Linked DNA regions of Homo sapiens: regions 1 and 3 are each linked to region 2. A link is a loop called in an ENCODE intact Hi-C map of the cell type or tissue named here. Cell type or tissue: Caco-2. All regions are shown on one strand. Each heading gives the region's core, and the rest is flanking DNA. Links, peaks and the distances in the headings are about the cores only.

Region 1 (11,283 bases), core at 1-8,000, 170 kb before region 2:
GTAGGTCATCTAGCTAATTTCCAGGCAACAGATGCCAACTGTGGATATAGTAGCATGACCACAAGTTAAGTACAAATAGCCAAGCTTGTGATAGGGAAATTTATAATAAGTAAAGGCAGACAGACACATCCAGATCACCTTTCCAGAAAGCCAATTAGAAATGACCCCACATCTCCCCGTCTCCAAACTCTCTTTAAAGATACCCATTATAAATCTGCCCAAAGTAATGTCACTGAATTCTATGGCCAAGATAAAGAGGTTTCTTTACTGTGAGATTTGTTGCAATAAAAATAAAGCACAAATGAATCACAAAGATGTAAGATAAGAACTGTGTGGAAAACACTGTGATAGATGACACATCTCATTAAATATAATTTTATGTGATCAGTTACTGTATTGCCCAGTTTAGTTGATTTATATACACTTTCGGAAGCTTTTTACTGTTCAGAATGCAATTATATACTTTATAATTGAGTACATAGTTGATTAATTACAATGTTTATGGCCATTCCAATTAAAAGCTGGCTATCAGGTCCATGGTGAGAAACCTACCCTCCCCACCTTTTAAAACATTGCTTCTACAAATAATGTTCTACGAAAACGAATTATACTTAACCTGCAAGACTTTTACTTATAGCACTGCTTCCAGTAGGGCACTTATATGTAGTAATCAAGTAGCTATCTTTTCTTAGATACTTGTCTATTCCTAAGTGTCTTTGGTACAGAGCCATTCTCGATATTTTAAAAGTTCTTTCCAAGCCATTTCAGAACCCGAAAAGAATAACAATACAGATGATCATTCGTCTCTAGTGGAAACTCAATCAATATCTACCCGTGAAAACTTTTCTAGATTTTCTTCAGTTCATTGGTTTGGTAACTTTGTACTTCTTAGTAAGAACAATGGGAAGTTAATCTGCCTCCCGAAAGAAAAAAAAATCAGAAAATATAATTTTGTCAAATCTCCTTCAAAGGAATTTCTTTCCTAGCTTCTTATCTGTTCAAAGCTGCTTAAGATATGGTAGTCAATATCAATCAGGAAACATTTGACCCAAAGAGATAAAGTCCCGAGGTATGATCCTTTGATGAATGGTTTGCCCTTATCAGCTTGTAATTGCTATTATAAACTCAACAGAAAGGTTCCCTTCCACTCTGGTTTCTGAAATAAGCCTCAAAGAAAAAGGAGTGGTTGTGTTACCATTAAACTCAAGAATTGAGCATGTGCAGTAATCACTGGCTGCTACAAAGACAACAGGTGTTGTATTAGTCAAAATTAGGAGTCTCTTAAGTTCTATATTTCTCTTTGTGTGTATGTGTACAAATATAAATGTATCTATTTACTTGCTTACTAGTCACATTCCCAGGCTCTAGAATTAGGGCAGATGAGTCATGTCGATTTAATTCCATAAGGTTTAATCAGGGCCTCATGGATTATCTGGTACATAATAAGTTATCCCTAAATATTTGTTGAATTGATGAACGATGGCCTTGACAGAAAGAAGTACAGATGGATGGATGAATAAGGCACTCTGTGCTGAGAGGATTATCATCCCCATTTTAAAACTAGGGAAATCAAGGCTTGAAAGTGAAGCTGCAGAGGGGGCAGGCACTTAAATCAGAGTTTTCCATATCTTTGTGTGGATACAGAAGCCTATCGGTATCCAAGACTCAAAGGGAACACCACTTTATCTACACGTATGTGACCCTGATCATAACGACTACTTTACTTAGTCTCCCAAACAGTCTGTGTCCTTCAATGTGCCTAGGGCACAGTTCAGGGCAGAACAGTCACTATTCAATAAATATTTGTGGCTTGATTTGGAGATCAGAAATAGCTCTCTTAAAAAGTGCCATTCTTACTCATTTTATAAGTAAGGCTTCCTTTTGCTTGATTAATATCACATCGCTACTTGTCTTTTAAATCAAGGTTGCAGCTATGTATTCCCCCACTTCCTTTTTTCTTTCCTAATCTCACCAAGAGTCTGTTGTTTCTGACTTGACAGTCTGCTTTAAATTCCTTATCCTCTTCCACTTTCCAAATCAACCTTTCACTGACCAAATCCTTCAGCTCTGCAGTACTTTATTCTTCTGGTACAAGAATATGACTCAAAATGTGGCAGTGACCTGCTCACATGTGCATAAATATAGGATTTGGTTCAGTTGGTGTGAGAAGACTCAAAAGGATTCTGTGTCATACATGCAAATACATGGAGCTCTCAAGATAACAATACTTCTTTCAGGCCCACTCAGTTAATATACTATGAATGATGATGGCCAAAGGAGGCAATATGGGGAAGAGTGCCTTGCCCTAAATCTAAGGAGCAAATGCACAAGAAGTCTGAGTTGATGAATATTCTAGTAAGCATTTTGTTACTTTCAGACATTCAGCTATTTGCTAACCAAGCACGTCCACAGAGAAGTGTTACTTTAATGAACAGATAAGAATTGTTCATAGTAAGGGGTGTGAAACAGTCTTCTCTGAATGACTGATCATCTGCCACATCCACTAGGTATTGGGAAAGGGGCTGGAGACTTGCTCCAGTGTGTGGAAAGTCCAAGCAGGGCAAAGAGACAAACACAGAGATATGTTTCTTTGACTTGTTTCCAGCATTGACTAAAGACCTTATCAAAACTCGTAAGAAAACAGATGGGAAGTTCGTTAACACGGGCACCACGGGTTCTGCTGCCCTGATCAATGAGCAAATTTAACCTTGTACTCCAGTTAAAGGAGAGCTCTGTGAATCGTTCACAATGAGGAGATTTTTTTTGGTTTGTTTTCAATTTACATTTTGCTTCCAGTTCTTTTCTGTCATTTCAGTTTTTTACAAGACAAGACCCAGGGAATATCTCAAGGAAAGCACATTAATTTTAATATTCCTTTGATGATCTCCCTCTAATGATAGGAAATCCACAGCCAGTGTCACAAATGAGGGATTGTTGTAGAAAAAAACTGGGTTCCTGTCACATGACCAGGAAGGACTAGGCTTGTGGACACATAGAAGGGTGAGTGGAATTTGTTGTGCAAAAAGGAAAAAGGAAAAGCAACACAGCAAAGTGAGATGGAGTCTTGTTAACAAGCTCTCTACCTCACCGACTGAATCCCAGGTTACCACCCAGGAACAGGAGAGGGCCAGCTCCTCTTTCCTGCGAAAGGTGTGAAATTCCCAAGGCTCCACCCCATCCTCCCAGTGCACAGGTCAGTGGGAGATTCTCCAGGGACCTTCCCCCTTATCTTCCTCCTGCTTCTATCAGGATCAAAAAGGAGGGCAGCTGTGAGACACAAGTAAATGGGTAAGGTTTTCCAAAGGATGGCATGGCCACAGTGGTTACAGTAAGAGTGCCCCTTAACTGGAAATCCGCACACCATCTAGAGAACCTCATTGCTCACATGGGTTTTGCAATCTCCAGAAAGTGGTGTTTGGAGGACGTTAGAGTTTATCCAGTCCAGCCCACTGGACTATATGGGCAAACTTCATTGTATGAGCTCCACTTATATGAATTGTAGTTCAGTAAAGAAGAGAACATGGGACAGGGGGACAGTGCCAGGGCTTAAAGCTACTAAAATGGTTACAAAATGTGAAATTTAGAAGAAGTAAAAACAGTTATGTGATATTCGGTATTACATTTACTTTTCCCAAAAGGAGAAAATTGATAAATCATTAACAAATTCTCCTCTCTGACTCCTTTCCATGTTGTGTCATCTCCCAGTTGCTATGATTGTGGTGATGGCACTGGTTTCTTAAAGACCCGGCTATAAAATATATGGACTAACTGTTGAACCAAACCAGGGAGCTATTAACACCACAGTGGTTGTACTCTAAGCAATTGGGTTTGCACAGCTCCAACTCATGCCTTGAAACGCTGAAATAAATTAACTTCTTTATTTAGACATAAACATTGTTGTAGAAAAAACCAAGTTATTGTCACACGACCACATTACACCCCAGAAAGGGCCAGAATGGATGTTTCTGGTTCACACATTCTGTCCAGGGCAAAAGGAGATACTTCTTGGTAAATATCGCTGACCATAATCTGGATTCTCTAATTTCAGAAACCCATTCCTCTGACAGAGTAATATTTATAGAAGATGAATTTAGGTTTTCAATTATGCCAACTTCCTCTTTCATATTCAAATGCTACATATATTCCAGAACATGTTTACAGAATTTTCCCATATTTCTAAATAAATACTCCAAAGAAGTTCTGAAATATACACATTTTAAAGATGCCTTTGCACACACCAAGTTATTCCCAGATGTTTTACATTCCAAATTTCTCAATAAATGAATAACATGCTAGGAAAGCAAACAAGAGCTGACAGTATTTAGTCTAAGTTTTTTAAATGGTATAGCATGTGCAGCTAAAAACAATTTTCGATAACTATGTATCAGCAGTTATTAAAGAATCCAGAGTGAGTATTTGTGGGACTTGGCACTGAGCTCTATGTAAATGCAGTCTTCAGGATGATTGTTTTGTGTTTCTCACAATCACACTGCAGCAACAACTTTTGTCTTCTATCTTCTGAGATATATATATATATATATATATATATATATATATATATATTCATGTGACAAACCCATGATCCCAGTGCACTGCCACAAATGCTCATTAACAAGCATCACAGTCCCACAGTCAGTTCTGTGAGCTTTGAACCAGTTCCAGAACGAGGGCTACAGCAAATGGCAGCTTGGCCTTTTCATTTTTTCCATTTTTTACACTTAACAAAATGTAGAAAACTCCCAATAACCGCTCCTTTCACACTTTTTATCTCCTTTATAAGTTCGTAATATTCACCCATTAAATCTCAAACTTTGCTATGTTCTTATGTAATGCTTAATTCTCTTCTCTGGCGTTGGCTTGTGAAATGTCTTTAATTAAAAAAGCTAAAAGCACTCTAAATCTGGATGGCAGACTCATTTCCAGGGCATTCAGGCATGTTGTCTAATTTTAAAACTCTGACAGGATACATGTAAATTTATGCAAGTTTCATAAAAGTCACAATTTCCTCCTTGAATTCAAGCTAAAGAAAATGCCCCTGAGCTCTTTTCAAAGCTGTTTGTTTTACTGGAGAGCTCATTTTGCCCATTGTGTTGGAGGTGATTATTCTGAAGAATATCCGATGTCAAAGTCCCATCAATCCACTAAGAATTAAGGAGTTAAATTTCCCGACTATTGATCAAACAGACTCTTTGATCATTATTTTATGCCTTTTAAACACAGATGGGGGAGGGGAGGAAAAATATTATCATGCAAATTATTTTGGTTGACAGTAATTAAGAAATTATATGTTAAGAAAATCAGTAATTGTTCACATGAGTCATTAATGTGTTTTCATTCTTTGTAAAACTTTCTGGCACGCCCTTCCTTTCTTGCTTTAAATAAGCAAGGACTGGAAAATATGCATAGTATTTGGAACCCAGGGGAGTGACATATTAATTCAAAGTTTGCTTGGAAGTGTAGCTTTGTGGAAACTCAAACATGTTCCCATCCTTTTTTGTTTCCACCTCCCTTCTACTCAAGACTCCTCGCCAGAAAGTTAGGGTAGCCTCTTTGAATGTAAGGCAGGGTCTTCTATGGGCTGAGACTCGCTTCTCTTCAGAGGGTCACAGTTAGGAGGGTCACAATTAGAAGACTCACTGCCTAGGAAATCTGTAAGAAAACCCACAAAATGTGGGAATCAGAACGAGCTCAGCCCTGGGCGATTAACCAGTCCTTGCTAATTCTGTGGCTCCCTAGGAGCAAATCTTCACTCTGAATTAAACCTTTGCCAAAGTTTGTTTTGGAAAGGTCTTAAATCCACAGGAAAGAGACTAAAAGTGTATGATGGAAGGCTGAAACAAGCTCCTAAATGGTTGGGACACCTTCGAATGAACTCAGGTTGGCTTATAAATGGCCAATCCCTAAAAGAGCACAAACTAAAATTACATTTGTTTTTATTGAAAGACAGCCTCAAGTGCTGACATGTAGTGTATGACATGGGATACATAATAATACTCTTAAACCAGTTCTGACATAATATCTCCGGCGGCCTAATAACCACAAATGATTGCTTTAGTTAAGAACTAGCCAGAAGCAAAATAGATCCATGTAAAAGTAGCTTGAATCATAAATGCCTCAACAATATTTTATGTCACTTTGTAAAAGTTAAAGGAGTCCTATAATAATTAACAACAAAAACGCCATGTTCTTCACTATTGTACGGTGGTTGTGAAAGGTTATTTCATAGTCCCGAGGCTGCCAGTGCCGTAAATTATGCAGGCACCAAGAAGCATTAAGGAGAAATAATAGCAATTTAAACGAAGGCTGACGTAATTCATGATAAACAGTCATTGGAAAATATTACAATGTTGTCTTTTTTGAGTGGGTTTAATCAGAAGAATGTGACCATATTCTAACATAAACCACTTCTCTTTTCCATTGTGCTAGCACTTGGAATGTTGGCACTCACCCTAGCTGCAAGGTTCTTATTCACAATAATTGCTGAATCCAGAGCTCCAACACCTCCAGGGAACCTAACAATGTAAATTTGGTATTCTGATTGATGGAAGGAGCTTCCAAGACAAAGCTCCAAACCTCTGGGCTGCATGGTGGTCTAAAAAAGGGACTGAAATTTGAGATTCATACAGCCAGGATACTTTCAAGAATACACATTAGAAAGATGGCTCAAGTAAAGCAAGCAGTAAAGAATTACTTTACTGTGATGTCTAACAGAACCTGGAGATGTGGTATGAATCTGGCAGCTGTCCTGATAAAAGCAGATCTTTGTCACAGATTGTTCTTGGTGAACTGTAAATATAGCAACACATTAAGAAGTAAATATGATGGGGAAGACCAAACCAGCCAACTTTCATTAATGCAAAATATCACCAGGTCAGGATCATAAGACATAATCACAAGACAGGGTGGTCAAGCAGATGTTTGTATCTGAACACCCACAAAAAATTACCTTCTGTGCATAAAAGACGACAGTGGTGGGGGCGGGGGAGGGGCAGGTTTGAAAAAAAAAAAAAAAGGTCAGGAACGCGTCTCATGCCAACATGGAGACCGGGCAATATTTACCTCTCTGGCACCCACCCAGTCTTTGGAAACGTAAAGATAATAATGATATTGGTATTACAACTACAAAGCCTTCCAATGTGCAGTTCATTTAAAAGTCTTTAAGCCAACTATTGATTATCTGTGGTGACGAAGGAAGGCAAGGATAAAAGAAAACACAGAAAATCCAATGGCTTATCTTTCCCACTGGTTTCTGTTTCATTCATGATCCATTCTTTCCAAGGGCCATTAAGAGCAGCAGAAGTGATTTCATTTTTTCTTCCTCTCCTTTTCTCTGCCAACCTTCGGATGGAGGTGCTAATGAGCTGGAATAAACTCAAACGAAGGGAGAGGAGGTCTGCCCAGGAAGTCAGGGACTTAGATAATCTACATAGTGGGGCCTCTGTCCCTGATAATAAAAAATTAATTGCCACCTTGCAGAGATCATTTAAAATATCTATTATATAGAAAACCCGATTATTTTTGACACTGGATCTTTTCTTCCAACTGAATCTATTTAAATCATCTCAGAGGTCAAATATCTGGCCACTTCTTTAAAAATATTCTTTCAAAGTAAGATAAATGGCTTTCTCTGGCATTTATACTATTGAATAATAAAAATGTATTTTATCTCCTCTACACACAAACCTTACTTTCTCTAAATAGCCCACTGTGAACATTATCAGTGAATTTTGCTCAGTGTACAAATATTTTATGTATTACAATGAGTAGCAGAACACAAAACTTGCAAATATTTATTTTTAGACATATGGGAAAAAAAGCAATTAGAGCTAAAAATGTGAAGAATGAAGAGCTCACTTAGAAGCAATTACATTGGACATGCAAACTGTTCTGCCATCAAACTTTTATTCAGATGCTGTAGAGCATATTAAGAAATATCACTTGCACACACAAAAAAGAAAATATTATTTCACAACCAAACATTTCCAATCACTATAAACAACATCTGGGGGTCATTAATAACTTACTCTGCAGCTGAATTAGCCAAATAATATGTGGCCTGACTCAGAATTCCTAAATTTCTATTTTTGAAGAAAAAAAAAAAAGCAGAACAAAACAAAATACCATGACTTATTTTTTTTTTCGAGACGGGGTCTCGCTCTGTTGCCCAGGCTGGAGTGCAATGACGTGATCTTGGCTCACTGCAGTCTCCGATGCCCAGATTCAAGCAATTCTCCCACCTCAGCCTCCTCAGTAGCTAGGATTACGGGGCATGTCACCACACCTGGCTAATTTTTGCATTTTTAGTAGAGACAGGGTTTCACCATGTTGGCCAGGCTGGTCTTCAACTCCTGACCTCAGGTGATCCACCCACCTTGGCCTCCCAAAGTCATGGCTTATTTTTTCAAATATGTTTGCTGTCTGGGCAGTTTATATGAATATACAAACGTATGTAGACATAAGGGACAATTTGTGTACACATACGAGGCACATACTGTTTATGCATTAATCACTACTTCCCCTTACGTGGTGTCCTGTTTTTGTTTTGAGGAAGTTTAAAATTGTAATATTGAGTTCACTCTCTCTGCTCAGAGGCTAGTATATAATTAGCATATTTTTCAGACTAGTAAGAATCTAACCATAAGCAACATCTGAGAAGCCTCCCATTCCAAACTACTACAAAGCCTTTTGTACATAGCCTCATAACACATTTTAAGAACAGGCATACTGTTCAAATATGCCAGCCCTAAGATAAAAGAACTAACAATTTTACTGCCACACAACCCACTGTACTGAAACACCCCAAATATTTATACTAACAGGAGTTGAAAATAGTATCAGAGGACAATGCCAAAATATTTCTTCCACTCATTATTAGCAACAGTCTTTGGGAAGACAGATGCCAAGAAGCCAGTGCTTTTCTAATTCACTGGGTCCTATCACATGGTCTGTTAGTATAGGTTTCGTGGGGAGCAACAGACTGGTTGACTTATGGGCAGGGTAAAATTGTCTTTAAGACAATCCGTATTTACAGGGTTTTATTTTAATGCCTCTCAATCTCAAACATCACTTTGAAAAGTATTAAATTTCAATTGTAAGATACACTGTTTGGTTCAAATTTCAATATCTCCAGAATTGGTGGCATCTCAATTGATGGCATTTTACAGTTGTTAATCAGCAGTGCTTTTTATTGTATATGCAATGTGGCACATATAAAAATGGTGTATCTTAGAAATGATGTCTTAAAATTTAATGAACCTCATTGGTCTATATCAGAGGTCAATACATTTTTCTGTACAGGGTCAGAGTGTTGGTATTTTCAGCTTTGTGAGCCATACTCAAGTCAGCTGTCATAGCACAAAAACAGCCATAGATAAGATGTAAGCGTATGAGTGTGGCAGTGTGCCAATAAAACTCTGTAACAGGCTGAGCGCTGCACATGGCCCGTGGGTTGTAGTTTGCCTTATGGACAGTAGGCTGCAAACAGCACACTGACCTATGAGAATAGAGCCAGCTACGTACAGTGATGGAACCTTAGCCGCAATGCTGAATCTCCTAAAGGCACAAACTCCACCATCCTCTGAGTCTTAGTCGAACAATTCACCTACGGCAAGTGCTCCACATATGCCAGATAAGGCTGAAGTGAATAACAGTGTTTAAATTCACACTGTTAGGCCAGGTACGGTGGCTCATGCCTGTAATCCCAGCACTTTGGGAGGCCAAGGTGGGCGGATCACCTGAGGTCGGAGTTCAAGACCAGCCTGGCCACTGTAGCGAAACCCCATCTCTATTGAAAATACAAAAATTAGCTGGGTATGGTGGTGGGCACCTGTAGTCCCAGCTACTCAGGAGGCTGAGGTGGGAGAATCTCTTGAACCCGGGAGGCGGAGGTTGCAGTGAGCCAAGATCGCGCCACTGCACTCCAGCCTGGGTGACAGAGCAAGACTCTGTCTCAAAAAAGAAAACAACAACAACAAAAAACCTCACACCGTTCAGAGGTGGAAAAGCAAAGACTACGCAGGTGAATTTGAAGAGTGTACTCGGTTTCCCCCATAGGAGCACTGCTGTATATATTTGACAAAAGTCCCATTGAGCTCAAGTCAGATTCTCATAATCATTATTTAAATGAATTAGAACAGTTGATAGGCTACTGAAAAGAAGCACAACACAACCCGTAAGAGCACTGCTTTGCAGCTTAAGAGCAGGGTTTGAATCCCAGCTCCACTAAAGCAGCTGTGTTGAAGGACTTCCTTAAACGGGTCTGAACTTCAGCTTTCTCATCTGTAAAACCAGAGAAGGTAACAATCCCTACCTAAGTATTATTGTGAAAATCGAGGAGATAATGAACATAGTAGGTGCTCAATAAATCCTAGAAAAATTTGGCTTCAATAAGCCTTTCGCTGAAGTATTTATCCTACTAACACTTCATTAAGTGGTTATCTCTTAGGAACACAAATTATAGGCACATAACAGTGCCTGATACATGGTATGCTCTCAATAAAAGGTATGATCTAATGTCATTATTTTCATATTTTCATGAATTAAAATTCTAAGGAAATGAGTTGTTCTAATTAATGAAGTGTAACGTTTACAGAGAATCATTGGAAACACCTTTTTTGTTTCATTGATGGAATGCAAGTATGTGAGAACAGAAAAGGTTCTTAAAGATCACCCAGTCCAGGAGTTCTTAATCTGAGGTTTCATATACCCTACAAATCCTGGAAAATAGATGCAGAATGTTCTGTATTTGCCTGACATGTCAATTTTTGCTAATGACATTGTTCAAAGCTATTATTATTTTTATTATGTTTGCATGCACTTTTTATGAGAAGATTCATAGCTTTCATCTGATTCTCAAAGGGACCTGAGATCCAAAAAAGTGCAAAAACCGGTCCGACATTCCATTTCATATATAAGACGTGGAGTCCCAGAGAGGTTAACTGAGTCATGGAAGCTCCCTATTTTGTATGAGGGTCATATTCAGAACATAGTTCTCCTGACTCCCAAATGCCCTTTCTAGTACACTGTGCTTTTTCTTAATTTCTTGGTAGTTAATAGCATACAGAGTATATACCTCCAAAATCAGGGCTTTGCACTTTTACCTAGCAAAGCCTTTTACCCATCTGCAACTACCCAAGGAACATACCCCCTACCTTCAGCCGCTACTTCTTACCACACGCTGCCTCCTGTCAGCACCAGCTCAACAGTTCCTCCATCACACCCGAACAGAAGCAATTATGGGAGGAGCTGGTGGTAACAATTACTTTGTCAACTTCCATTCTCCAT
Region 2 (11,399 bases), core at 265-8,264:
TATAACTTTCCTGGAAGAGAACTTCCCCATCCTTGGAGCTGTCCTGGTATGGAATAAGCTGCTTCCAGAAGACTAAAGCTTTCTAGGGCAGGGTAAGTCCTTTCTGGACCTCTATTGTATCCTCAAGGCCCAACATGAAACCCAGCCATAATAGCCCTTGAAGAAGGATTTGTCTCATAAAGGAGAGAAATAGAAGCTGGACAACCACTTAATAACTCGAAGGTCCTTCCCAACCGACCTGTAAATTTCTACCACAACCCTGCCAACCCTGAGAGACTATCTTGCTCTCAGTTTGTTACCTCTTTTAACTCAAATTTCTCTGGTAAAAGAATTCAGTAAATAATGGCTTCTGTTAGAGAGATGTCTTTAATAATGTCTTCCTGCATACTTTCCTAAAACCATAAACACACAGAAACCTCTGAAATGGTTGACTGACATTTGAGATTCATGAGACTTTGCATATAAGTAAATCTATTTTCAAGGAATGAATGGAAAGATAAGGCTGTCAGAATTGCAAAGATTTAAATGGTCCTTGGTTTACCTTCATATGATAATTAAATCCCTTCTATATCCCTGCTAAGAGGTGTTCAGTCTGTTTGAGCTCCAGTGACTGGAGACTCACCTCCCTGTAAAACAGGTATAGCACAAGATTTGAGACCATGGACTTTAAAGTAGGCCAGATCCAAGGTTTGAATCCGAGTGTCACCACTTCCTAGCTCAGTGCCCTTTGGAAGTCACATGTCTTCTCTGAGCCTTAGTTTCTTCATCTGTAAACTGGGGGACATAGTGTTGCTTATGTCACAGGATGATTATGAACTTAAATGAGATATAAAAGGGTTGTGACATTGCCTGGCACATGGCAAACATCTAATAAATGGTAGTTCTTTTGCTTTGAAGGCAGAACTTCTTACTAGATTGACTATGAAACATTTTTCCCTCCTATGTTGAAGGTCATCTTCCTGAAGTGTAGTCCTTGTTCTGGAAGATCCTATAGTTGACTCTTTAATGCCATCGTTAGCTGATTGATAGTGGCTTTCTGGAGACTGGTACCCAACAGGATTGTAAGGAAACTGGGAAAGAAAGATAAGATGACTTAGTGATATGTGCCGTGGTATGAGAAATGGGGAATGAAGAAGAGGTAGGAACGTAGTAAGTGAAAACATTTGTGCATTTCATTTGCTAGTTCTGCCTGATTTTTCCCCTTGGAATCCTATAGAATGTGCTTGTTTTCTTATACTCCTCCCTAATTGTTTTTATCTTATGAGCCCCGCAGCCAATACTTATATGATATTTCCCCGGGTTTTTGCCGACTGGCTGTTCTTACATCGATAATGTCCCTTTTAGTTGGAGAGCAGGAACAGGCTCTGAGTAGCTGTCAAAAAGCCCCTGCTTTTTAACCAATTCATCAAATTCAACAATGACTTATTGAAAGCACAATATGAATAAGGAGAGGCAAGGCTCACTTTATGACGCTAACAGAGTGACAATTAAATTTTCAATGAGGAAGCATAAAGCTCCGAAACAAGACCCAAGCATTAAAAACACACAAAAAATCTTAGAGTCTTTTGGTGTTGAGGCCAACAACTCTACTTGCCTTAATAGCCCCCATGGGCTTCATTATATGATATCAGAGTACAATAATTGGTGTGCATAAAACTGCCTAACTCATCAGGAAGACAATATGTTACAATGCTGTGCTCTGTTAAAGAAAGCAGGAAAGTCTGTAATGCTCTTTATAAAGATGATCAACAATTAATTACAATAAGGAAATATTGCTGAAAACTGAAAATTTCATTATGGAGAATAGCCCACTCTTTGATGATATTTCATAATTATAAATGCTTTTAATTTTAACCAGGTTTAGGTGGCATGTGAAATTTAAGGCAGAAAATATTCAGTGCTTAGAGAAAAATATAAATAAAATAGATAAGAAAATAAATATACAGGCTGGGCATGGCGGCTCACACCTGTAATCCCAGCACTTTGGGAGGCCAAAATGGGCGGATGGCTTGAGGTCAGGAGTTCGAGACCATCCTGGCCAACATGGTGAGACCCCGTCTCTTCTAAAAATACAAAAATTAGCCAGGTGTGGTGGTGGGCCCCTGTAGTCCCAGCTACTCAGGAGGTTGAGGCAGGAGAATCACTTGAGGTAAGGCAAAGGTTGCAGTGAGCCTAGATTATGCCTTGCACTCCAGCATGAGTGACAGAGTGAGACTCTGTGTCAAAAAAAAAAAAAAAAAAAAAAAAGAGAAAGAAAGAAGAAAATAAATATAGGGAAAAATAAAGAGTTCTTTAGGAGAGATGGTTGATATTGATTTTATTTTATTTCTATAAGCATTTATCAAGCATTTATTCTATGCCAGACACCATACTGGGCTACAGGGGTGCTAAAAAAGAGTGAGATGAGATCTCTTGCTTGATGAGTTCATACTCTAGCAGAAGAGGCCAACATGGTGAAAATATAGCACAAAGGAAAGAAAAAGGTCTGAAGAGCAAAGGGCATGGCAGGGAAAACTAAGAGGAGATTAATTGAGTAGGGAATTGAAGCATATGTAGGAATTTGCTATTTTCCAGATATGCAAAAGGAAAAGCATTCCAAGAAGTCATAACTTTTTTCTGTTCCTCAGGTATCACCCTCAGCTATATCATCATAAAAGGAAAGGGAGGCTCACAAAGGGTTTTGCCGGTAGGGAGGGGAATGAATTTTGACAATGCTTATTGGTAGAAAGGACATATTGAAAGTGAGCCAGGCCAGGTGCTGTGGCTCATGCCTGTAATCCCAGAAGGCCAGCCTGGCCAACATGGTGAAATCCTGTCTCTACTAAACATACAAACTTTAGCTGGGTATGGTGGTGCATGCCTGTAATCCCAGCTACTTGGGAGGCTGGGGATAAACATTGCTTGAACCCAGGGGGCGGAGGTTGCAGTGAGCCGAGATCACACCAGTCCACTCCAGCCTGGGCAACAGAGTGATACTCTGTCTTAAAAAAAAAAAAAAAAAAAAGTGGGTCTGGAAATTTGCTTTAGTTGTAAGAGACAATGTGGAGGTGTACTGAGGGTCAAAAGAACTGAAAATGAACCAAATGGGTGAAAGAAATATAAAAACGTTTAAACAAAAGGAAAGACTAGAGATGGAGTTGAATTTACATGGTGGAGTGAAATACGTGCTTAGACCACATCTAGAAAACCACATTTTAGTGGGTTAATAACCCTCGCTACAGTATGATATTTTGCAAGTCATGGACACCTAATTACTTCTTCAGGTGTTTAATAAGAGGCTGAACCAGCTTGTAATCTACAGTTTCCTTCTAGATCCAAAATGCCCCAATGTTCTATGAGATGAAAAGTTAGGAGCTTGGACAGAGACAGCACCTGGAACTGTCTATAGCAGGTGCTCCAACCATTCAAGGGAATGGCTTCATCACCTCTTCCACAAGGGCTGGAGGCAAGTTGAGAAAAAGGTGATGAAAAGGGCTGGGGTCTTGTGAAAGGAATTGGAACAGCATTGGGCAAGTTGCTGATCTTATCTGGTCTTTTGTAAATAGATGGGGGATTGGGACTCAAAGAGAAGTGCACAGCAAGGAGATAATGCTACTGATCCTAAGTCAAAGGGGAAATATCTGAGAAGTTATTGCCCTTGGAATGGCAAGAAGGAAGAGATCAAATATTGTTAGGAGTGTCAACATTCAGGAATGCTGCTCTGGCTCACCCTGCAATATAGCATTTAGGTCCCTATCCTGGGGGTAAGACCCTGATCCCTGGTGTGTGGGACCAGGCTAAGCTCATGTGTGATGATCAAGGCTCTGTAAATGCTCAAGGAGAATGATAGGCCACACATGCACATTGTCCAGCAATAAATGTATGGGACTTGGAGGGGAAGCCAGGACAGGCCATTACGTACCTAATGGAGAGCACTTAATGCCAGTCACTAGCTTTTCTCGTGCTTCTGATTACATTTTATATTCTTTTTAACAATTTTCTCAAAGCCTTGGTAAAGATTTCATTTGATTTGCCCGTGGAGATCAGTGACTGTGTGCCTTGGGGAGAAGCCCAGGAAGCCAGGAATGGGGTACAGATTTACAGGTTAGCAGCAGCACTCAGCATCCAATCCTCTGAAACTTCCTTAGTTGTCAAAGACAACATTTTTTGGGGGAACAGTTTCCCAGAGACCTAAACAGAAAGGCACCTCAGCCCAAGCGAAAAAGGGGCTTGTGGAAAATCTTACTGTGATCATAGAGGCTTTGAGGGCCAAGAAGCTAAGAAATAATGGAGCAAATACCAAGGTGGAAGTGAGTAGCAATTACTCTTGAGCACAAATGCTCTCCCATATGTACCTGTGATGGGTTTAGGAAGAAGGGATTTGATTGATCCATATCAAGCTCTTTGATAAATGTCTCAACCAGTGCTGATATTGTGGGCTTTCTTTTTCTTCTGTTTTTAGGGGTGGATATTATATTGAAAACAGAAAAAGAGTTAAAACTTCTCATATTGGGCTGAGCGCGGTGGCTCATGCCTGTAATCCCAGCACTTTGGGAGGCTGAGACGGGTGGATCATGAGGTCAGGAGATCGAGACCATCCTGGCTAACACGGTGAAACCCCGTCTCTACTAAAAATACAAAAAATTAGCCGGGCGTGGTGGCGGGCGCCTGTAGTCCCAGCTACTCAGGAGGCTGAGGCAGGAGAGTGGCGTGAACCTGGGAGGCGGAACTTGCAGTGAGCTGAGATCACGCCACTGCACTCCAGCCTGGGGGACAGAGTGAGACTCCGTCTTAAAAAACAAACAAACAAACAAACAAACAAACAAACAAAAAACCAAAAAACTCCTCATATGGCCATCACTTTTTATTAATTATATGGAATTAAACATTAAATTTAAAAATGATGTTCCCATCTCAGCTACCAAAGCTACCCACTTTGAACATTTTGCCATGCATCTTTTCTGAGTTATTTTTAAGCCTGTTTGTCTGCCTTGCTGTCTACCTATCATGTGTATACATGAATATATACATATAGATGTTATCTTTCTATATGTAATATTCTGAAGCTATGGCTATATGGTGGGTATTTTTACATACTGATAGATATAAATTTGTAACATTTAAAAAATAGCTGCATAAAATTTTATAATGTGGGCTGGGCACAGTGGCTCATGCCTGTAATCCCAGCACTTTGTGAGGCCAAGGCGGGCGGATCACGCGAGATCGGGAGTTTAAGACCAGCCTGACCAACATGGAGAAACCCTGTCTATACTAAAAATACAAAATTAACCGGGCGTGGTGGCCCATGCCTGTAATCCCAGCTACTTGGGAGGCTGAGGCAGGAGAATCGCTTGAACCCAGGAGGCAGAGGTTGTGGTGAGCCAAGATTGCGCCATTGCACTCCAGCCTGGGCAACAAGAGCGAAACTCTGTCGCAAAAAAAAAAAAAAAAAAAAATTGTATTGTGTATTATAATTTATTCAACCAGTGCCTTAATAATGGTTTTTAAAATTTTGTTGTAAACAATGCTGCAACAAAATCCATATATATATATGTAAAATATTTTTGTTTTCATTTCTGTAAGCTGGATTCCTAGAATTGGGATTACAAGGTCAAAGGGTATATATTAAAAATTTTATTTTCCAAAAAGATGGGTTAATTAACATTCTCAATATCAGTGTTTGATCCCCATTTTTGTTAGCTCTGGTACCTCTTAAAATGTAACTCTCAAATTTAAATATTTTTGCCAGACCGAAGGCTGAAAATTCGTATCTCATTAGTGATTTAATTTGTAATTACATGACAGCTAGAAGGTTGAACATTTTTCTATGTTTATTGTACACTTGTATTTACTTTTCTCTCAATTGCCTATTCAAATATCTTGCCTATTTTTTATCATTATTTGTGTTTTTTAATTAATTTGTAGGAACTCCTAATATATTCAAATTAACCCTTTATTAATTTTTTCTTCCAAAGACAAATGACTTTCAAAGAAATGTTTAAGTAGCAAAACCTTTTATTCAATGGGACTCTCATGTCAAACCTCAATAACTACAATAGATAAAAGTGGGACTGCAGAATGTGGTCTTTAAATACCATTGCTGACTAAAAATAAGCCAGGGCCCTTTGGAAAAATGGCTAATTCCAGATCTGGGGCAGGAAAGGTACAAGAAGCACCGAGAACATCTTGACATACTAGCAAGAAAGATATCAAAGACTAGAAGGGTCATATTTCAAGGATCCAGGAGCCAGTCTGAGTCAGTTCCCACTGGACAAAGACAGGCTATATATGTAAGAGACTCAAAGAAGGATGTCAGTTGTGAGCTGCTTAAAAAGTTGCGAGCTGCTTAAGTTCATGGGTTCATAATGACACTTAACAAAAATCTTTGGATGATGCTAAGGAACCAACTTATTTTGAAAACTGACAAATAAAGAAATAAATCATTTATTTTGCTTTTCCTATACCTCAGGGTAACCAGAGAGCTGATGAGAAGTTTTCATCATAGCAGTATTTTAGCTGATAAAGCTATTAAAATTAGAATATCACCAATTGAAATAGGGATCTCACCTAATGATCCTAATGAATCTTCCTAGTGGTTTACAATTGTTTCATGAGCTCCTAATGAAGTAAAGGATCTAGAAAATGATCATACATGGCTGCCAACATCACAAAGAGATCAACATCCAGTAGACATGAAAAGCCTGATAGACCTTTGAAATACTTTTGCCAAAAAAATCAAAACCAACTCTGAGCAAACCTCTGGCTATAACTACCATATGACAGGAAATACACTGAACAAAAGTGAAATATGTTAAGTGATACCACGGGGATGCAGTCAGCAAAATCCAGACTCTACAGAACAAAGGACATGATTGAAGCAGGGGTGGGGGCAGCTTTAGATTAAGAGAGACTTAAGAGATGTATCAACTAATTTCAACGTATGGACCTTATTTGATCTTCATTTGAAAATACATACTTTAAACTGTGAGACAGTTGGGAAAATGTTAACACTGACTAAATTGAAGATTATGAAATTAGTGTTAACATTTTAAGTGGGATAAGGGTATGTGGTGATTATTTTTTTTTAAAGATTATCCATGTCTTAGAGATACATACTGACAGTATTCGCAGATAAAACAATATGATGTCTGGGTTTTTCTTCAAAATAATCTGGGTAATGAGGGTGAAGGTGGGTATGAAAGGAGATTGGCCATGAATTGGTAACTGTGGGCACTAGGTGAGAGGTACGTGGTGGGGATTCATTATACCACTCTCTACTTTCACATGTGCTTAAAATTTCTATAACAAAAACATGCTGTCTTGTTGCAGTGCAGTTCGAGTGTGCAAACCTCTACTGGCTCAGTCCCAATCCTCTTGTGCCCTGAGACACCCAGAAAACTCTGGGGTCCCATTGGAATGAAGCTCCTTCTGAGGAGAGAGTTTTGTTTTCATTCTTGATGAATCCCCTGTGTTTAAAAGAGTGCCTGCACATAGTAGGCCCTCAGTATTTTGAGGATGGAATGAATGCTTCTCAACATGACTGGTATTGGGCTAGTTTTCTCTGACTCCCTTGGGGAACATGTTAGCGCACTGAAACCTGGGCACAAGCCTTGATCAGGTGCACCATGGGCGCCTCTTCTGAGTCTAGTGACTACTGGTATAAACAAACTCATGGTGCATTTACAAATCTGGACTGCCTAAGATCTGTTTCAAGTGTCAAGCTGAGGATCTTGACAGCAGCCTCGTGGCCACACATGGCAAGGCTGGCCCAGCTGGCTAGGTCTATAGGGGTCCTCCATTATTGTCACCAAACCAGAGGTTCTCCACATTGGCTGTGCAGTGGAACCACCTGGGGAGCTCGTTAGAAATACAGGTTCCTGGGCCCTGCCTCCAGAGATTTGGGTTTGTGAGATCCAGGCAAGCTATTGTTAAGAATAAAAAGCTCCACAGGTGATTCTGAGGGCTCTAAGCATAGTCACCCAGCCCTGTGCTGGTGTTGGCCTACAGAGCCGTGGTCTAATAACAACATTCCTATACTTCTCGGTGGGAGGCTGAATAAGCACTCCTCCCAGACAGCATCGTATCTGCAGAAGTTTCCCTCAGACTCATGGATGGAGTTCCAGGTCCATCCTGATTCTCCTTTGCTCTTCAGCTCAGCTGCAAGTATTTGTTCTCTGAAGTCAGAACATTTTGCTTTTATAGGCCCTTTACTCCATATTCTCAGTAGGCAGCCCTCCTGCCTCAGCCAGATCATCCTGTTTCTTTGTTTTTAACTAGTTTCTGGAGGTGGGACTTCCTGCTGCTTCAGTTACTCTCTGGGTTAATGCTTCCAATTGATAGCCTCCCTGCAGGTTACCTCAGAGATAAGACTTCTTCATGGCTTGGAAGTCTGGTTGATTCTTGCCCAAGCCTTGACTGACTTTTGCTTTGCTATTATATAACCTTACTGATTAATCAAAAGTATTGCTCACAGCTCTGGTTAATGGATGATGGCTCTGGAGTTTGCCTGAATACAATTATTTATTGCTTTATTGATGTGCTACTTATTACTCTGTTAAGTACCATAGGGTGTTTAATTATGTGAAAGGGAAGTGCAAAGGCAGCTGCTGAAAGCTGGAGTTAAAGAGGTCCAGTACCTGAGTTCCCGACAATGTGTCATAAAACAGCTTTAAAACACATGCACACCCAAAGGACAAAACCCATTCCAAAGTTTAACAAGCTTGGAAGCAGAACGGGCTTGGGGAACTGCCCTGCCACTTTGTGACTTGATGTTAGCCACAGCACAAGCAATGAAATCTGAATGTTTTAAATGAAAAGGGGACCTTTATTTTGGGGCTTTTGGGTATTTTCTATTTATTGCTAATGATTGAAGTGGAGCCCATGATAAAAGTCATAGCTAGAAGAGAAGGAGCTGATGGGACTGAAAAGTGGCTCCTGTTGCAACAGATGTGGCCCGCAGGCTTGGTGGAATCAGGGCTTCTTTCTGGTTGGTGGTCAACTCTTGCCATTCTAAAGGGCAGCTGTACTGCGCCAGGAAAAGCTTCTGAAAGAAACCCCACCAGGTCACTGTTGGAGTACTTGCTACATTTTGCATCCCATTCTGTCCCTGCCAATGGGGATCAATTCTCTAGCATGGGACCAAAGATTTCAATGCCTCAAGGCAGAAGTTGTACCTGTGTCTGAGCAAACTCCGTATTGCCAAGTCTGAGTCCTGACCTGATAAAAGGTCATTATTTTAATTCTTTCGATTAGAGATTTTTCAAGTTATGCTCTGAATAATCTTAGGGTACCTTATTTCAGAGGTGGGCCGCCTCACTCACCATGTGCTAAGCTGAGGCAGCAGGATCTTTGGGCTAGATGCCTGGGGTGGCGGCTTCCCTGGGAGCCCAGTATCCACACCCACTTCCTGCAAACTCAGGTCTTCCCCACTTGTAAAGGATCACCTCCACCCTACGAATCTCTCCTGTCTCAGGCATGTACCCCTCCACAGTTTTGATTTAGGGAGGGGAAAATACCTTTCTTCTAGTCTCATTTGGAATCAGGAAACAATTATAAATCAATATCTCAGTAAATAATCTTGTCACAGAGGCATATATGGATGCCAACATAAATAATTTGTATGACAGGTTGTGTTGTAGTGCAAAGACCTCTCAGCTGAGAGTAAAACAGAACTGAAATCCTACTTTTGCTGCTGTTTAGTTGTATGACCCTGGGACAGTCCCTTAATTTCTCTAAAACTTGCTTCCTTATTTATAAATAGGACAAGATAATAGCTACATCTAAAGCTTGTTGTGGGCGTTAGTTGGGAAAATAGATGTAAAAAGCCAGCCTGACTCATGATGAATGGACAAATATTAATGTTCATTTTTTTTCCTGATAACCATGTAACACTTGCACTTTTTAGATAAGAAAAGGTAGCAATCACATTTTGACTTTTAATGCATTCCTTTCTGGAATTTTCTTCATGCTGAATATTATAGAGATTGTATATTTGTAAAGTAATGGTAAGTTTTTAAAAAGCGTCAGGGTTGTAAACTTGCATATATAATATGTTTTTTGAAAATGTATTTTTACAAGCATAGGCTTACTAAAAGTTTAAAAGGTATTTACAAAATTCGAATCAAATACTGTAGGCAATTACATGCCCTCCTTTTTAATTCTTTATATTAAACAGGCTTGTTCTGGGGAGATTTGTTTTGGAACTTCAACTCTGTTCTGAAGAATTCCTAGGAACTAAGCTTTCTCAAGTACATTTAAAAAAAAAGTTGTTTATAGTATTTAAGAGCCCATATTTGTCTCATTTAATAGGGAATGTCTAAATGAAAATAAAGACTTCTCCAACACTAGGATTCAAGACTTGGGCAGTGTAGAGCCGAGGATGAATGCATTGTTCCCGGAATTAGGCAGTCGAGATTTGAATTTCAGTTCTCCCACTTATTAGCTTTAACTTGACCTTGGAAAAGTTCTTCAACCTCTCTGAACCTCAGTTTCATATCTATAAAAGAGGAAGCTAATAGCACCTAACCTGGAAGGCTGTTGTGAGGAATAAATGCAGTAACTCAGGTAAGGCATTTAGCCCAGTGCCCAACACAGAGTAAGTGCACAGTAAGTGAATAGTAAGTTAGCAATTATTTTTTGGTTCCTAGAGTCCCCTAAATTAAAGTGAGTTCATTGAGATGCAATGAAGGGAAGCCATCACAAATTAGACTAATTACTTACATTTATTCTTGTTGACTTGGCTGAATTCTTATGGAAGGCTTAGGAATACCTTAGGATGAGAGCATTTGGAAAGCAGTGACCACAACTTTGCATTGTCTTGTAAAGTGTAATTCATGACTCACATGGTTAGTCTAGTGACTATCAATGCTTTGTTATAAAATATTTTTCCCTTGCAATGCTTAAAGTTAAAAAATTATCAAAAATACTTATTTTATCTATTGTAGTTATATTTTGAGTGGCATCAAATGTTATGATATTGTAGAAAGTCAGTATTACACTGTGGTTTAAAAGCCTCTCTTTGGCAACAAGCAGGCCTGGGCTTTGGTTTTGTGAAGTCTGGGCAAATGACACATCTTTTCTAAGCCTCAGCTTTATCAGCAGTGGAATAGAGATAATAAAAGGGCATTCACTTTGTATCCTCCACTCTTCCTGGCATGTAATTAGTGCTCAGACATTCTGGTGGGATCACCTTCTGGCTAAGTTTTAGGCTTCTATCTCCCGGGTTGATGTATAAGAGGCGCTGCTTGCCGGCCACTCCAGTCAGCCCCACTCGGATGACTTCATTGGTTCAAGGGCTCCTGCTATAAGTTATACTCTTGGTTCATTTTGAATCTATAAACACTGTGTTCTGAGCATGAGCCTGCAGTGCCCACTTGGGCAGGTCTCTGCCAGACCCTGACTCTCACACCCACCCTCATTTC
Region 3 (8,000 bases), core at 1-8,000, 100 kb before region 2:
TGAGGCGGGTGGATCACTTGAGCTCAGGAGTTCGAGACCAGCCTGGCCAGCATGACGAAACCCCGTCTCTACTAAAAATACAAAAACTAGCTGGGCGTGGTGGCAGGTGCTTGTAATCCCAGCTACTCAAGAGGCTGAGGCAGGAGAATCACTTGAACCCAGGAGCCGGAGGTTGCAGTGAGCTGAGATTGGGCCACTGCACTCCAGCCTGGGTGACAGAGTGACAGCTTGTCTCAAAAAACAACAACAAAACAAAAAAAGATTTCTGCAAAGGGCATTGAAGAGATAGTAAGTATAGTAAAGATGACATTACTAAAATCTTGTAACTAGATTATCTGTAGTTCCTTTCATCCCTGAGATTTTATTATCCTATGATATACATCATTATCCTAAATGCATGTGTGAAATATCACTAATGTTCACATTCAATTCCCCTCTCCTTCTAAGAATGCTATAAGATCATATATCCATCCCCACCTCCTTTAAGTCAAGACATGGTCATGAAATTAATCACTTCATTGATTAATGAAATGTGAGAAGTGATGCATGTTACTGCATGTTATTAATGTATGTATTAATAAACACTTAATTGCCAGTACTCCACTTGTGCCTGTTTTTTCCCTTTCTGCGTGAGCATAGAAGCATGTGTTGGTATGGAGGTCCAAAGCAGGGCCACTGTAGAGGGGAAAACTGCTCTTAGAGTCCTATGTACCCCACACTGAACAGTATATAAACAAGAAGTCAGTCTTTGTTGTGTTCAGCTATTGAGGTTTTAGAAATGTTGCTACTACAGCATCCTTTAGGCTATTCTAAACTTGAAAATTCTTACTCATAACCTCCAAGAGAAAATAACACACACAAAACCATGGCACATCATAGATTGCTTTTTTTTTTTTTGAGATGGAGTTTCGCTCTTGTTGCCCAGGCTGGAGTGCAATGGCGCGATCTTGGCTCACCATGACCTCCGCCTCCCAGGTTCAAGCGATTCTCCTGCCTCAGCCTCCCAAGTAGCTGGGATTACAGGCATGCACCACCATGCCAAGCTAATTTTATATATTTAGTAGAGATGGGTTTTCTCCATGTTGGTCAGGCTGGTCTCCAACTCCTGACCTCAGGTGATCCACCTGCCTTGAAGTGCTGGGATTACAGGCCACTGCTCATGGCCCATAGTTTGCTTTCTTATGGAATAAATAGATACCACAAGGACAAAAGAGATTTCCAGTTGGGATGATTTCACAAACACACAAGCGTATTCACACACCTACTCATGCACATCCAATAAACCACAAGAACACCAGTTCACAGCCAGAGAAACATCAGAGGAGCTCAGCAATACACATGTTTTACATGTGATCATCCAGAGTACATTCTGAATTCCTGGCACGAAATTTTCTAGCCAACTAGCATCAGCTGTTAATCATGATCTAAGAGTGATCAGAGGAAGTAAAAAGCAGGTCTGTAGGACAATACACACAGGTAAATTTTAGCATCGAAATTTATATATATAATTTTATTTTATTTTTATTTATTTATTTATTTATTTTTTGAGATGCAGTTTCCCTCTTGTTGCCCAGGCTAGAGTGCAATGGCGCAATCTTGGCTCACTGCAACCCCCACCCCCCAGGTTCAAGTGATTCTCCTGCCTCAGCCTCCCGAGTAGCTGGGATTACAGGCACGCGCCACCATGCCTGGCTAATTTTGTATTTTTAGTGGATACGGGGTTTCTCCATGTTGGTCAGGCTGGTCTAGAACTCCCAACCTCAGGTGATCCACCACCTCAGCCTTCCAAATTGCTGGGATTACAGGCATGAGCCACCGTGCCCGGCTGAAATTTATATTTTTTAAAAATCACATTAAAAACTTCAAAATTCCTACAGAACTGGGATCATGGCTCACTTAACCCTCAATCAATTTCAATGTCTTATAATAGATAACTCAAGTGTTTGTGAATTAAATAAAATGAAATAACATACTACTGTAATCTCTGTCTTGGTATTCTTTTTATGTTGCATCTACTCACTTTGCTTTCTTGAGTAAGGGTTTACCTTTCTAAAGGAAAGGGGAAAGGAAACTAATATTGTTGACCAAGTGCTCCCACTGTGTGTTGGGTACCCCTATAGATGATCTAACGTAATCTTCCCAAGTCCTGGGAGACAAAACTGTGAGATGGGTATTGTTAACGCTGATTTATAGATAAGCAATCAAAGCAGAGTGAAAGCTTTTAAGGCCATACAGTTTATGGAGCAAGGACTTCAATCCAGGTCCATCTTACTTTGTAAAGTTCATGCTCTTTCCGCTACAACATAACTGACTACTGAGGTTTAGTACAGTGGTCAAAAAGAAGCTACCCTAAAATGGCAGCTTCTGTGTTTGCTCATTCTTCTAAATCTTTGATGGAAAACATTAATACAAATCAATGGGAACTAAATGAGCATTCTCAATTAAAAAAAAAAGAAAAGAAACCCAGATACAGGCCGCACATGTGAAAAGCCTGTATCTTTATACACACAGCCATCACGTGATAGTTAATTAGCCAGGTAACTATAGGTTTTTCTCTGCTAGAAAAGTATATGTTTCATCATGCTTTGAACTCTGCCTTATTATCAGCTCTGCTATGAAAACAATGTTTTATTTCCTATTGAGAGAATAGGCCAGGCATGAAGCATTGTTTTTGTAAGGCCTAACAGAATACTTTCTTTGTGAACAAAAGTTGTAGAATGAGTAGTTGGAAGATGGAGAATATCTTCCACCATAATTAGCAAGCAACCATTTTAAGGGAGGCGAAGATTAAAACGGTGTGATTGCCTAGAATAAGCAGCACTAGATGTCGTGCTACAATCATCTTCTTAATAACCTGTCATCTTAAAAAAAGATTACAAACAAGCCGATAATAATAAAAAAAAAGGTAAGGTGGAACAAGTCCAATCTGGATTTATTCCCTGCATATTTTTGTCACTACTATGACCCTGAAACACGAAGAAGATTCCCTTGAGAAAGGCATTAATATGTACCACTATTAAGATGTAAAATGTCCACACACACACACACACACACACACACCTATAACACCACCTACAATCCTCAGGCTAGCAGGATAGCTTCAAGCATGTTCACGTGATCTCTCAATGTGTTTTCTAGAATGAGTGATGAATAGATGACTACTAATTAGACCAAGAATAGTTAGCAAACTAATACCCCAAGTAGCTGCTGCTTCTACAGGGTACCAATGAAACAGCCTCTCCACTAGAGAGTGTCTTAGGAAGTGCTCTAAAAGAACTCAAATCAACCTTCAAATGCACATAGGTGTCTCAAGTAGACTAAGAACAGAGAACTCCAGAGATTTCAGGAAAGTCTGATCATAAAAGCCGCATGTTTACTTAACCTACTAGGTATAGCTTTGATGTCTGAGTGCTAACACTATAGAGTTAAGACTTTTTGGGAAGATAAGATAAACACATGAAAAAAGATACTGCATTATATTGGTAGGTATAGAGTAAGGTGATCAATAAGGTGGTAGAGACACTAAATGTGATAAGATAAGAGCTCAATAAAGCAGGGCAATTCCTCTGAGCTGGAAGGCTGAGAAGGGCTTCAGAGGCTTAAACAAGTCTTAAACGAAAGGCAGAATTCCCACAGGTAGGACTCCTAGAAAGGCTATTCCACGAGTAGAGAGGCATGAGCCACTTAAAACACACTGGAGAGTTTGGAAGGCAGGGGACTGAGTACATGTGGTTAAAGAGAAAGAAAACCAGGCAGTTAGACTAGTTAGGCTAGGGCAAAGAAGGTTTAGGAGAGGAGATAAGGTAGGGGATAGGTGTCTTAACGTTCTGTGTGCACTTTGAACCAGCGATCCCCCCCTACAAATGTATAAAGAAATAGTCATGGCTATGTGCATAACTACAAGAGTTTTATAAAGTTTGTGGGAATCAGAAAGAGCTGAAATGCCCAACGATAATTAAAGTATGAAACACCTCTGTAATGAAATATTCAGCAGCTGAAAAAAAAACCCAGTATAGGATATTTTACAATATGGGGGCATATTTATAATACCTCTGTACAAAATTAAGTATGGGAAGGTAGATTCCCAAACAGTAGATTTTATTTTTATGAGGAAAAATAATATCCATATAAATTCTCACTGATACATGCATTCATATGCATTGGTACATATACAAATACTAACAGCACTTCTGAGTGGGAGGAAAATAGGCAACATTAATTTTTCTGCTTTTTGTTTGTCAGTAGTGCCTATATTTTCTAAAACAAACATGGATAACATTGGTAGTAACAAAAAATAACAATAATGAAAGTTACTTAATGAAAAAGAGAAGAAAATGGAGCCTGGAAGTTCACTGGATACTCCTGTAACATTTGTATTTTATCCCGTAGGCATGAAGTTTGCAAAGAAACAGGGATCCTAAGCGGAATGCCAATATTTAAGGTCAGAAGTAAAAGATAATAGAAATAGTTAAAAATTCAAAAAGCAAGTGGGGCTGCCCAACGGAAGAGAGTTCTAGGCAAGGCACAGGCTCTGGGGTTTTAGGGAAGAAAGAAGCAATACCACTTCATCCAAGCACACCAAATGAAAACACACAGTGAGGCAACTAGGAAAAGCCTGAAATCATCAGCACTATTTGCTCAGCCCCTACTGTGCATGAAGCACTTCACGAAGTCTTTGAAAACCCACTATTATTCCAGTCTGTCCTAAATAAATACATTTATTAAAATAAGCTAAAAGTCCAAACCTCAGCTTTCCTCTGCAGTGACCTGCATAAACTACAGACTTAAACACATAATGTTACAGGAGAGGAGTGAATCTGACATTTAGGAAAGTTAATGTGTTGCAACAGAACTTCAGACTTAAAAGTACTCTAACAGATTAAACAAACTGTTCAAAAGAATCAGTGTCAATACCACCGAGTATTAAGAGTAAATGCACAAATCAGATACCTGCTCACAGAACCCACTGGAAAAACCACATCAATTCACATGTAGGATATATCTGCTTTGTGTTCCAAGGTGATGCTATCATGATAGCAGCTGTAATAATGGCTCACTGTCAGTAATCATACAGTGGCTAATGAGGTGAGAGGTAGAAGGCAAACAAAAACATTTTAGAGTTATGACAAAATAAAAGCATCATGCACCTCCAACTGAAAGGGGAACTGCTGAATCAAGCCTCATTTTTATTTTATTTATTTATTTTTGGAGACAGGGTCTCACTGTGTTGGCCAGGCTGGAATGCAGTGTGGGTTGCCCAGGCTGGAGTGTAGTGGTATCATCTTAGCTCACTGCAACCTTGAATTCCTGGGCATAAGTGATTGTCCTGCCTCAGCCTCCTGAGTAGCTGGGGCTACAGTTGGGCGTCACCAAACTCAGCTAATTTTTAAAATTTTTTTGCAGAGACAGGTCTCACTATGTTGCCCAGGTTCCTCTTGAACTCCTGGCCTCAAGCAATCCTCCCACCTCGGCCTTCCGGAGTGTTGGGGTTATAGGCGTGAGCCACTGTGCCCAGACAGACCTCACTTTAAAAGCACATCTGAGGTACAGAGTCAGTGTTGCATTCTCAAAAGATATTTAAAAGACCATGATGGTCCGGGCCAGGCATGGTGGCTCACGCCTATAATCCAAGCACTTTGGGAAGCTGAGGCGGGCAGATCACGAGGTCAGGAGTTCAAGATCACCCTGGCCAACATGGTGAAACCCCGTCTCTACTAAAAATACAAAAATTAGCTGGGCGTGGTGGCACATGTCTGTAATCCCAGCTACTTGGGAGGCTGAGGCAGGAGAATCACTTGAACCCGGAAGGCAGAGGTTGCAGTCTGCAGAGATCGCACCACTGCACTCCTGCCTGGGTGACAGAGCAAACCTCCATCTCAAAAAAAAAGAACAAAACATGGTGGATCAGTTGGGTTTGTCCTTCACAATAGACCCACTTTTATCACCAAATGCAAACAGAATTACTGGTCTAAGTTTGGCAATCTATCAGTGATAATGAAAATTTATGAGCTTGTATGAAGCCAAGGCCGCATAAGACTTGTTCCAGTCAATCCAAGGTACACAGCAAGAAACTAAAGGCATAGCAAGGAATAGGACCATAAATGAATTTATTCTTTCATCTTTTGATTATCTTCTCATCAGATGGCAATCTCTACAGACAGTTCTTTGGGAAATTAACATTTCAAATTAATGAAGCTAAAACAAAATTATGAATTCACTGTCTTATCCATCACGGTCTTTTTTTGTGGGGGCGTGGGGGGGTGGTGTGGACAAAGTTTCGCTCTTGTTGCCAAGGCTGGAGTGCAATGGTACAATCTTGACTCACTGCAACCTCCGCCTCCCGGGTTCAAGTGATTCTCCTGCCTCAGCCTCCCAAGTAGCTGGGATTATGGATGTGTGCTACCATACCCGTCTAATTTTGTATTTTTAGTAGGAAACGGGGTTTTACCATGTTGATCAGGCTGGTCTCAAACTCCTGACCTCAAGTGATCCACCTGCCTTGGCCTCCCAAAGTGTTGGGATTATAGGCGTGAGCCACCGTGCCCAGCCTCCATCATGGTCTTTTATCATAGATATGGCTGTAAAAAAACAAACTGCTAGAAAAAATAGACAAAACAAAACAAAAACAAGAACAGCTTAAGTCCAAGAGAACAACATGATTAAACTATCACATATGAAAATTTAGGAAAGACTTGCAGTTTTTATATTATTTGGTTGGAATAGCTTAAACAGACTCTCAGACACCAAGCTGGTCTTCAACTGTAGACCGTTACTGAGGCAAAAATCAGTTTGGGCAAGCCCTATCCTAAATGCTAGAGTAAAAAACTACAGGAACTACAGAAGCTCAAAAGGCACAACATTGATATTGAGCCACAGTAGCTGCCATATTAACAACGATGTTCATTAGATACTAGTCTACACTTAATATTACTGTGTATAAAAACAAACAAAAAAATAGGTACCTAAACTTCAGGGAGTGTAGTGGCAGAATATTTTCCCCCTTTTTGCTCTTACTTATAAAAAGGCCAAGGCCATACAGCTCTAGAGAAGAGTCCAGTAGTTTTGCTAATGTCATGTTGTATCTGGAGGATGCCAAGCCAGCTCCTTAGAGTTCTGGCCATGCGTAATGGATCACTGGGGCCTTTCTCTAGAATCTACTCCTATTCTGGCTCTAGGATTCTTAGTAAAAATGAGCTCCTGCAATATAAATGAGTTAAATGGTATAAAAAAATCACCTCAGCTGGGCATGGTGGCTCACACCTGTAATCCCAGCACTTTGGTAGGCCAAGGTGGGCAGATCACGAGGTCAGGAGATCGAGGCCATCCTGGCCAACACGATGAAGCCCCGTCTCTACTAAAATACAAAAAAATTAGCCGGATGTGGTGGCGCGCACCTGTAGTCCCAGCTACTCGGGAGGCTGAGGCAGGGAAATTGCTTGAACCCAGGAGGCAGAGGTTGCAGGGATCCGAATCCAGCCTGGTGACAGAGCAAAACTCCATCTCAAAAAAAAAAAAAAAAAAAATTACCTAAAGTGTATCCTAAGATAAGTAACCGTGATGGTGAGGGATTCTGAAAGCACATCTTAGGGAAGAACTGAAAAGAGAGGCCTGACGACTGTTAGAAGGAAAAAGAGGAGAAAACAATGTTCATGAAGGCCCCTTCCAGCCTGACAATTCTATAAAGAGTTTCAGAAAAGCATGATGCAGATTCTTGTACTCCATTACTCCTTTTGCATACATTGTATCCTAGAGGTAAATACTGGTAGCCTGGATACTAAAAATAGCACAGAAAGTTCCAATTTCACTTTTTTTCTACTTCTGCCCTGACATCTCCAAATGGAAAAGTAGGAATAAATTCCAAAATTCTACAAACTTCTTTTCAGCTGATGGTCCATCTTCAGTCCGTCATCAGAAGAAGAAATGAACCTGGAATTCTAAGAAGCTTTCGTGGCTGCAGGAAACACTAGAAAATCCTCAGGTCAACAGTAATTCCAAATGAA

What was found. Peaks named below come from ENCODE experiments on the same cell type or tissue, not always from the same donor. Only the 100,000 strongest peaks of a DNase experiment are listed, where the experiment ranks them.
Region 1: a loop joins it to region 2, with 2.8 times the contacts of the local background. A loop is called at or near these places in 1 of 110 quality-filtered maps.
Region 3: it touches region 2 in a loop (4-fold over the local background); 1 of 110 quality-filtered maps calls a loop at or near these places.

Annotation. Positions count from the first base shown.
Region 1 is chr10:62,014,310-62,025,592 of GRCh38, reverse strand. All of the region lies in intron 4 of ARID5B (AT-rich interaction domain 5B), which reads right to left. Among named protein-coding and RNA genes, the nearest start is that of ARID5B, 120 kb to the right of the region's middle. In Caco-2, for the core only: no CTCF peak of the experiment used is centred there; a DNase peak (open chromatin) is centred at 3,151.
Region 2 is chr10:61,842,668-61,854,066 of GRCh38, reverse strand. All of the region lies in intron 2 of LINC02625 (long intergenic non-protein coding RNA 2625), which reads left to right. Among named protein-coding and RNA genes, the nearest start is that of LINC02625, 20 kb to the left of the region's middle. In Caco-2, for the core only: no CTCF peak of the experiment used is centred there; DNase peaks (open chromatin) are centred at 3,466 and 3,726.
Region 3 is chr10:61,947,904-61,955,903 of GRCh38, reverse strand. The region is part of intron 3 of ARID5B (AT-rich interaction domain 5B); the gene reads right to left. Among named protein-coding and RNA genes, the nearest start is that of ARID5B, 50 kb to the right of the region's middle. In Caco-2, for the core only: no CTCF peak of the experiment used is centred there; a DNase peak (open chromatin) is centred at 3,623.